Regions from separate parts of the Mus musculus genome. Here region 1 is linked to region 2. The links are chromatin loops, found by intact Hi-C in ENCODE. Cell type or tissue: left cerebral cortex. All regions are shown on one strand.

Evidence for each region. Hi-C counts contacts between places; a loop is a spot of excess contacts. Peaks named below come from ENCODE experiments on the same cell type or tissue, not always from the same donor. Only the 100,000 strongest peaks of a DNase experiment are listed, where the experiment ranks them.
Region 1: it touches region 2 in a loop (9-fold over the local background); 5 of 42 quality-filtered maps call a loop at or near these places.

The regions. Positions count from the first base shown.
Region 1 is chr15:19,273,753-19,278,752 of GRCm38, reverse strand. No RefSeq gene overlaps it. Among named protein-coding and RNA genes, the nearest start is that of Gm35496, 91 kb to the right of the region's middle. In left cerebral cortex, a CTCF peak has its summit at 2,109 (motif pointing right); a DNase peak (open chromatin) is centred at 2,184; H3K4me3 peaks cover 386 bases; H3K27ac peaks cover 223 bases.
Region 2 is chr15:18,397,603-18,402,602 of GRCm38, reverse strand. No RefSeq gene overlaps it. Among named protein-coding and RNA genes, the nearest start is that of 4921515E04Rik, 30 kb to the right of the region's middle. In left cerebral cortex, a CTCF peak has its summit at 2,702 (motif pointing left); a DNase peak (open chromatin) is centred at 2,647.

The DNA of each region.
Region 1 (5,000 bases), 880 kb before region 2:
ATAAAAACTTCACAACTTACTGTTATTATGCTCAAATTATTATGATTTAATGATGATTAGTTATGTGGTTGACAGCGTATGAATGTTCATTGTAATCTGCATACCACACTTCTGGGTTACTCATTCATGTTCATAGAGTTGTCAGGCAGCATTCACACTAGAACCTTAGTGTCACACTCAATTATTCAACCTTTACAGACTAAAGACTAATAACACCAATTTTATTTTATTTCATTTCTAATAAATTTGACAGTATAGATAAGGTGAACATGTGACATAAATATAATTTTGTTGATTTTCTTTTTAGTGAAAGCTATACAAATTTTCTACATACCCATTAGAAATGCATGCATATGTTGGAAAAAGTAAAGATGACGAGAGTAAAAGAGTGAACAAGGAGAGAGATGGGTAGATATAAATAAACAAAATACACTAGTGTGAAATAAATCGAAGTTGTGGTAAAATCAAGAGCTATGCCAAGGGTTGTGAATGATGGTCCTCTATCCCAACAAATGAAGGAGAAGGAGGAGGAGGAGGAGGAGGAAGAAGGTCAGAGAGAGAGAGAGAGAGAGAGAGAGAGAGAGAGAGAGAGAGAGAGAGAAAAGAATATTATCATGATTGCAAATAATTTCAGTCAACACTACCTTATATTTACACCTGATGTTTTTATGCTTTTTTTTCTTTCTTAAACTTTATTTTATTTTAATCATGTATATGAGTGTGTGTGTCTGTGTGTGGATTCATCCATATAAGGGCAGACATCCATGGAAGCCAGAAGTGTTAGATCACTGTGGATCTGGAGTTAACTGATGTTAGTGGTCCTCATGAATATGAGGCTTCAAAGATTCGAAAACATGCCTTCTCTTGAACAGTATGAGCTCTTAACCCCTGAGACATCTCAAGTCCTATTTTACAACCTCATCTGAAACAAATTTCCTTGAAGAAAGAGAAGGGAAAAATGAATGCCAAAACCTACTTTTGGTATCATGGAATGGTTTGGGGATGTCGATAGTTGCAAGCTGGTTAAAACTAAGCATTAGAAGAAAACATCAAGAAGATTAAGAATCAAGTTTAGGGTCTTGTGTGAACCTACCAGAGTTTGATGATTGGTCAACAATTGTCCTGGACCATTCAGCCCACACAGAGTAGAAGCCGCAGGTTAGATTGGCCTAAAATGTACTGCTTGAGTTCAGTAGCTGAGGAGACTTATGTTATCGAGCATACCAAGTAACCCATAAAGGAGAGGACTGCCAGGACTGAGGACGGGAGAAGAGGAATACAAAGTTAGAGGGCCACATCATGGAGAGAAAGCAGAGGCGAGGTAGAATTTTACGAAGGACACAGGGTAGAAAATCTCCACCTCCTTCAGCATTCTCATGGTACCAAGCTTAATAGACCTTCGATCTTGTTTCTTCATCCACTGTCCTCAAACTTTCTGATTTTCTCATAACAGGAAAAATAAAAGTATCTTAAATGTACTACTTGTATTGACAAGTCATATTCATGAGATCCATATTTCCACTAAGATTATGATGACAGTAAAGGAGACTGACATTTGAATAGCTCGTCACCTCAGAGCTAATGATTAGTGAGAAAAGATGATTAAATTATGGTCTTAACTATGAAAGTCTTAGCCAATTTCTCATTCTCGCATTTGTTTTTGTGGAATTTATTTATTTATTCATTCACTTTGCATTACAGTGGAGCACAGTGGGTGTATTTATAGACGATATATATATATATAATTTGTTTTACTTTTTCCCCAAAATGGTTGTTTTATTTATTATTTCACTTTGAGACTTTTATAAATTTGCAATGGCAATGAAGAACTAAAACAATCTAGGTCAAATATCACATTTATTGTACTGGAAGATGTAACTGAGAATAATATATAAAACTTTAAACCATAAAAATGCTTATGTCTTATTCATGCACAGTTTAGTTAGAAACTATATACACCTTCATGTTTTAGAATTTTAAAGCAGACTGTAAAGTGTTTTACAACAGCGTTCACATGCAACTCTGAATATCATTTGGAACTTTGACCAAAGAAAGCAACGACCAGCAGCAGTTCATGAGCCGCTCTAAGCTCCTGAAATCCAGAAGATGGTGCTGTTTCCATTTCTACTGCAGTTTGCAACTGCACAGAAACAATTTATTTTCAGTTCGGCTATTGATGGCTGTGAATTATTGACCGTACCTTCGCAATAGGAACAGTTAATGCAGCTTTGCTCTTGAGGGTTTCACATTTACAAATAATTTGCATAACATTTCCACACACCGGGTATTAGAAAATGTACTGCATCACAAGCCATCTCACATTAATGGACCCTGATCAGTTGCAGCCAACCCAGTTATCTTTTGCAAGGAGTACTCTTAAATGTGAAAATGCATATTAGATAAAAGACCTATTTAATTTTCTGGTTACTTATACGGCTATTAAAATGCAACATGCAGACCATTAAAGTGGTGATGATCCTTATTTAATGGAATGTGAATTTATTCTTCCAAACGCTGAGCAGTTTTATAGTGACATGTTAATTATGCACTAGCCAGGCACAAAAGATTTCAGCCAGTTAACACAGATAAATGGGGTACGTGGTATCTATAAAGTATCAAGCCTATTCCACTTCATGCAGACTTTATTAATGAATCCTTCATAACATCTTACAACTGTCTAGGATACTGCTGACAAGAGGAACACTTTGAAAAGTTCCTCCATGTACCTTTGCCAAGCATTGTCCTTGTAATGCTCACAGACTGTGCTGTCATTATCATATCCTCCCTCAAAGAAAAGTAAAATAAAAAGGGCAACTAGAAATGTTCAAGTATACCTACCAACAAATCAACACAGAGTAAATAGGTGAAAATAGATCTAAAAATGTTTGTATATTTCTAGCATGGATGACAACTTCGCTTCTTTCATACTGAACTAGTGAGACCCTAAATTAAATTAGCCAATTTTTTTCCTTAAAAATAAGAATACAGGTGCCTTTGTAAAGTCAGCCTTTTAACCTATATAAGAATTTTAATAAATTAGGCTTAAACAGTATGATTAAAATATGACATAGGCACTTTTTTTTTTTTTTGGTAAAAGAAAGCATGGACCAAAATACAGAAAAATCTGAGAAAAGAGAAAGCCACAGAATTATTATTTGTGCTGGAGTCTGTGTGTGCTGTACAGATGGATCACAGATGCCCAAATAAAGGGATGGACAACAATTAATTGCATTGTTCCTTAGTGAGCAGGCACCTATAAACAATAGTACATAACACATGTTGCTTTTTAAGGGGTGAAAATTATCCTCTGGAATTCCAGAATGGAGGTTTCAAAGACAAAACAGGTGATTATCTATCAGTCATTAGTGGGTACTTTTGTATTTGTTGCTCTTGTATCTTTTAAATGTCTTTCCTGAGGCTAGCTAAGGAGAAAAAAAAGCTTAATTAGATACTGTCAGTTGAGACTTGGAACAAACTTTTTTTTCTAGAAACTTTGAAGAATATAAAAAGTTCAGATCTCTGTCAAAACTTAGACTGTAAAAGAAAGGAACATAATAGATAGATGCCTCAGTCTCACTCAACTATGGATAATATAGTGAAGTTAGCAACAAATTCATTAAATAAACCAGGAAAGGACATAGCACGTTTATGAATATGATGTCTTTTAAACTTACATAGCACAGGTTTTTAGTGGGATATATGCTCTTCACAAATGACTGTTCCCCCCAAGCTACACGAACTTAATTCAATAATTAGTTACCTCATTTCATTTTCCTGCATCCCTTTCCCAAAAGTACTTCTAACACTTTATTTGCCTGCAGCCAAAATCTAAGGAGGATCATTGCAGCTGGTTCTTCTGATGATGGCAATTTAGGGGAATAGTCAGTGCTTCTGGAAATATAATTGTGTTTCTTTGTGTTCTTGGATAAGGTCTTTGGTGAACTAATTTGCAGTTGTAATGCAATGCCTTTTCTTTTTTTTTTTTTTTGAAAGAAAGATATTTATTTTTTATTTTTTATTTTTTTTTATAATTGGTACATTTTACTTCCCCAAACCGTAAACATAATCACCACACTGTACCACTTTTCCAGGATCTTTTTCAAATGTGCATATAACTGTTTATGCAAAAATCACAAATCAAATAATTCAAGATAGTATACTTTGAGAGGTATCAGAATGTTTACCAGTGCCCATGATTTTTAATCTCCATCTATCAGATTAAGGATTTGTTTCTTTTTTTTTTTTTTTTTTTCCATTTTTTATTAGGTATTTAGCTCATTTACATTTCCAATGCTATACCAAAAGTCCCCCTTACCCACCCACCCCCACTCCCCTACCCACCCACTCCCCCCCTTTGGCCCTGGCGTTCCCCTGTACCGGGGCACACAAAGTCTGCGTGTCCAATGGGCCTCTCTTTCCAGTGATGGCCGACTAGGCCATCTTTTGATACATATGCAGCTAGAGTCAAGAGCTCAGGGGTACTGGTTAGTTCATAATGTTGTTCCACCTATAGGGTTGCAGATCCCTTTAGCTCCTTGGGTACTTTCTCTAGCTCCTCCATTGGGAGCCCTGTGATCCATCCATTAGCTGAAGCAATGCCTTTTCTAGAAGTTAAAAGTGAAAAGTTCTTGCAGTGCATATATATATATATATGTGCTTTTTATTGTGAAAGTATCAAAAGAAATTATTCATTTAAATGCTAGATAATATCATTCCAGATGTCTAAAATTATTTACAAAAACAAAGCACCTGAAACTATTTTTGATGATGTCACCTGTTTTTAAGTACAGGATAGGCCTCCATGTGTTTTCTGCATGAGTTTTTATATTATGAGTGACTCACAGCTTAAACAAATGCCAATCTACTTCCTTGGTTGCTCTTGGTAAAATGTATAAAAATGACACAGGAAGTAGTTACGTTATTTATTTCAGTACTTGATGAACAATTGATGCTGTAAGGACAATCTCATTTTTTTTCTTGCATCGTTAGCATAGAAAGAG
Region 2 (5,000 bases):
CAATCCCTATACACTCTCTGCTTGTTTGTTAGTGACAGTGTCTTGTTGTGCACCACATAATGATCTTGAGATCATGGTTCTCCTATCTCAGCCTTTCTATTAGTGGGATTGTTTACTTGATGTTTTTACACTATACTATGGTTTTCAGAATAGCTTACATATTTCAAAGTTATTTCCACAGCATAAAGAAACATATACAATCAATTTGAGAGGTAGCTTATAAGACAATAACAAAGAATAAAACTGAATGTTTTGCTTGATATTTATAGTGATCATATCACTTTTGATGAAGAGGACCTTATAAGTTACTCTTTTTCTGAAGCAAATTCTTTTCAAAATCATCACAGTCAATTAACCAGAATCTTACCCTCACCTAATGTCTCTGCCACCCTCCAAGCCAACCATTCATTGAAACAGTTGATCAATGACTTCATGGATAGACCATCTTAATACACACACCATTTCTTAAATGAATGTAACCTTTTCCCTGTGGGCTGAGAATTAAGTCACTTAAGTGAAATAGCTTTGACCATAACAGGAAATATGCATCCAAATAATTGTGCCTACAATTCATTCCTTGGCACAGCAGGACTGTCAACTCTTAGCTTAGCTACTATGGAGGTAAAATCTTTTGGTAATGTGAGGGACATTGAATTACAGCCTTATTACAATCAACACCAATGTCTAAAAATTGTTCTCTTTTGGGGGTTGTACCACAGTGAGAGCCAAGATTTCCAAGCTCTACTAAAAAACAAACAAACAAACAAACAAACAAGCAAACAGAAAGATTTTATCAATTAATGTTCATTTAATAACATATCCAACGTTTTTATGATTGGTATAAAATATATATTGTGATGAATATAATAAAAAAATTAGTTCAACTAAAAAAACCAAGCAAAGAAAGAAACAAATAAAACCCATAAGGAAACAAACTCTCTCTCCTCTCTCTCTCACTCTCTCTCTCTCTCTCTCTCTCTCTCTCTCTCTCTCTCTCTGTGTGTGTGTGTGTGTGTGTGTGTGTGTGTGTGCATGCATGTGTGTTGTTTGAGGGGTTCCTTTAAATTTTAGAGAGCTCAGAAACTTATTTATTGCAGAGTTAGCCCAACATATAGTATTTATAAAAACATTTTGTTGCTTTTACATCTTTTAAAGAACACCTTAATATTTTAACTTGAAACAGTGAACTTTCAGTTGAGTGTGAGGTTAGAAATTATTCTATAGCTTGAATGTATTTAATAAATATAAAATACATTCAACAAACACCACTGAGAATATCTTTCTTATGCTGCTACATTTTTGGTGATTTCTGATTGGTCTGAGTGAATGTGCCAATCTTTCCTCCAACCAATGGCTACTTCTCTGCATTCTTTCTGGGTCAATGATTACAGGAGTCCCTCTTACTCATCTTTATACCAGTGTTTGCACTTTCTTGTGACTGTAGGATCCTCAGGACAAATCTACAGTCTCATACAGTGTTGTTTTTCAAATATCTCCCCAATTATTAATGTGTTTGCAGAAGAAGCTTTATCTTTTTTTCATTTTCTTGTCTGCACTACCTACTTGTGTGATTGTACAATAATGCCCCAGCTTTATGCAAGGAATAAATGAGTTGTTTTAAAGTTTTCTTATTTATATAACAAAAATCTAGTAGAGATATCCAGGTGCCTCTTATTTAAAATGCAGCATTTTAAAGACCTAACAAATACTCCCATATTTGCTATTATGACTGATTAAGTGTGCTCTACAGTGCATAATGAAATTACTCTCTTTGTATTGAGAGTGATTCTGTTGCAGTATTGAAAAAAATATCAATTAGATACTAATTAGTCCTGCTCTCTGCTTGTGGAAGGTTTGAGGTGAATGGGTGTGGAAGAGAATGGGAGCAATAATTAAGGAAACATTTAGGCAATTCAAACCTTGTGCTCCTTACAGATAAAAATGCAAATCAAGTTTGCAGTAGAACCTCCATACAGACAACCAGGGCAGATGCTAATGAATCTAACATGATTGTCATGAGTAGTTTAGTTTGAAAACCATTGATTTCTTTTCAAAGAGAGCAGTGAAACACAAAGTTGTTTTGCTGCACCCAAGCTGAAACACTAAAGGCTGCTAATGTGCTTTGTAATACATTGCGAGAAAGATGATTAGTAGGAAGCCCAGCAGTTTTGATGAATTGATTTTGTCAGACACGGGGGTCCTGACTTATTTGACAGAAGGTGCTGTGCATAGATCAGTACAGGAAAGTGAGAGATAGCAGTGATTTTGTTATATAATAGTGCAATAATACAGCATTTGCAAGGTTTGAAAGTGCGAGTGAGAAACAATAAAAGTGAAGAATTTCACAGTTAAGGAGGAAACATACCAATGTGCCCTTTAGCACCAAGTCACAACTCAGAATTAAGGGACTCATCATTCAGGGTGAATAGTGTGGCTGCTTGCTTAAAGACATAGACGGCACCAATAGTCAAGTCTTTTATTTTCATTTCTGTTCTCCCTTTTTTACACTTAAGAATTCACCAAGCTTCATTATAATACCAGCACAGCAAACATACTTTAACTTTATTACTTTTAGTTCCACACTAAATAATCTGTGTTGCCAACCAATATCCAATGTTGTGGGATGCAAGCCTCCAGAGCTCCTCTGTGTATAAATCCCTGATACTCCACATCTTCAGATTAGTTTCCTATCTTCTACAATGGCACCCTCTACTGGATTAATCTCTTGTTTATAAATAATCCTGAGAGCATTCATAAGGGAGTCGAAATCTTGCCATTGTAGCTTCCTTTCCCTTCTTTATGTCTAATTTTTGACTAACTCATTATTCTCATAGTCCAACCCAAACCCCATGTCTTATAAGAATAACGTTTTTACTGAATGATTCTAAGTGTCAAACTTGTCCAAGCCCTGATGCATGTTGATATTGTAAAGTCTAAAAATCCCCGAGAAGGTCATAATTCACATTATACCCATTTTTCAGATGAGAAAGTTCAGATATACAGTTTATTATGTAATCTTCTCTACATCCAGGAAACAGCAGGGGATTTAGTTATTTCCAAAAGCTCAGCTATTTAAAAACAACTCTTATTTTTGTCTTTCTTACAATTTATTATCTCTCACAGCATTTAGTTTTCTAAAGCTCTGTTATTTTCATGTGAAGTATGAAAGAAAAATGACTTTCCATTTGAAAATACTAATAAAATATTAGTACATTCTGCTATACTGTAATCATTTCTTGTTAAAAAAAAAAAACTATGATGATTCCGAAATATATCATATTTGATCTGAAATAAAAGCTAACTAAGAACATAATAAAACTGATTAAGAAAAAAATGTAGGTCTATTTCTATAAATATAAGAGATAATATCCAGAAAGATAGTTTTATTGTGTTTCTACAATAGAATTCTTTGTGCCAATGACATCAGGGACACCTGATGAAATTACAACTTTTGAGAAAGTGATTAGTGAGACAAAGAGTGAAATGAAGGAAAACAGCTGCTGAAAGCACCACATGCAGTTAGAATTATTTATTAAACACTGATGTCATGCAAGCTCTCCTAGGAAAGTCTTGTGAAATGCTCAAAGGCCTGTGATGACCAGGGCTTGCTGTGAATTTGTCAAAGAAAAGGAAAGAGACATTTTAGCAATGGAAAAAAAAATAGAGTAGACACAGAAAAAGCCCCATCAATGCCCATTTACAGAAAACAATGGATGAAATGGAAGTGGACAGGAAAAGTGTAAAGGGGCCAGGGACTCAGTGATGTAGTTAAACAGGCCAAATAACTTTTGTGTCTGTGATTGCCTCTCTCATCCTATTACAAATATTTGAACACTTTCCTGGAACTTTGTCATTCAGTAGAACTGTATACAGAGAGGTATTTGTATTGGAATACGTTAAGTCACCCACATCTAAAATACCCATTGTGAAGAATTATGAGACTAGAAAGTTTACCACTTCTTTGTATGAAATCCTTAGCTATAACTGAGCACTGGCTATATAAGCAGAAGGAGAGGTCTTAAGACAGGAAAGGGAAGAAGAAGAAGGTATTCTATTTTATTCCTCTTGTCTCTTTCTTTCCCATGTAATTTACCAAATTGGTGGTGTTATTGGAAAAAGAAACTAGGCCAAGGCAGGGATGCAACTAAATCCCCAAGTTATAAAAATCCCTGTGATAAAAATGTTGAGGGTAATTAGAGGGAGTAAAAAATGTGAATGATGAGACTTCCTACCTCCAAGAAATAATAAAAAAAAAAATAGCAGAGAAAGACTTTTTAGGAAACAGAGAGAAAAGACTTTGGAGAGGGATTAGTAGAATGAGTGCAGGTAAAGGGAAATTACACACAGAGAGAAGTCCAATGAATGACATTAGAATCTGGTATCTTTGAAGTACTGGGTGGGAGGGAAAAGCAATCTTGCTTAAGAAAACACCATGATGTTGATTAATGGGAAGTTAGCATGTGTGGTGCCAAGAGGATATTTTTATTTATTATTTATTTATTTTTAATTTAATTTGTAATTCATTTTTTTACACTCTATATTCTACTTCCCACCCATCCCCATCCACCCTCTGACTGTTCCACATTCCATACCTCCTTGCCACCTCACCCCATCTCCACATGGATGCCCCCCCCCCTCACTCCACCTGACCACTAAATTTCCTGGGGCTTCGAGTCCATTGAGGGTTAGGTGCTTCATCTCTGAATGAACATAGACCTGGCAGTCCTCTACTGTATGTGTGTTGGGGACTTCATATCAGCTGGTATATGCTGTCTGTTTGGTGGTCCAGTGTTTTAAAGATCTTGTGTGGGGAGGGCAGATTAAGACTGAAATTTTTAGTTGGAATTCTCAAACTCATAGTAAGACTTCTACTAGTTAATGACAGAAATTCAGTATTTAGGCAAAAGAATGAATTTCTATCACCCATAAAGGCTGTATAAACCATAAAAGAAAGTAATCAGTAATTGATCCTTAAGGAGGGTAAATGTTCAGAGTGCTAG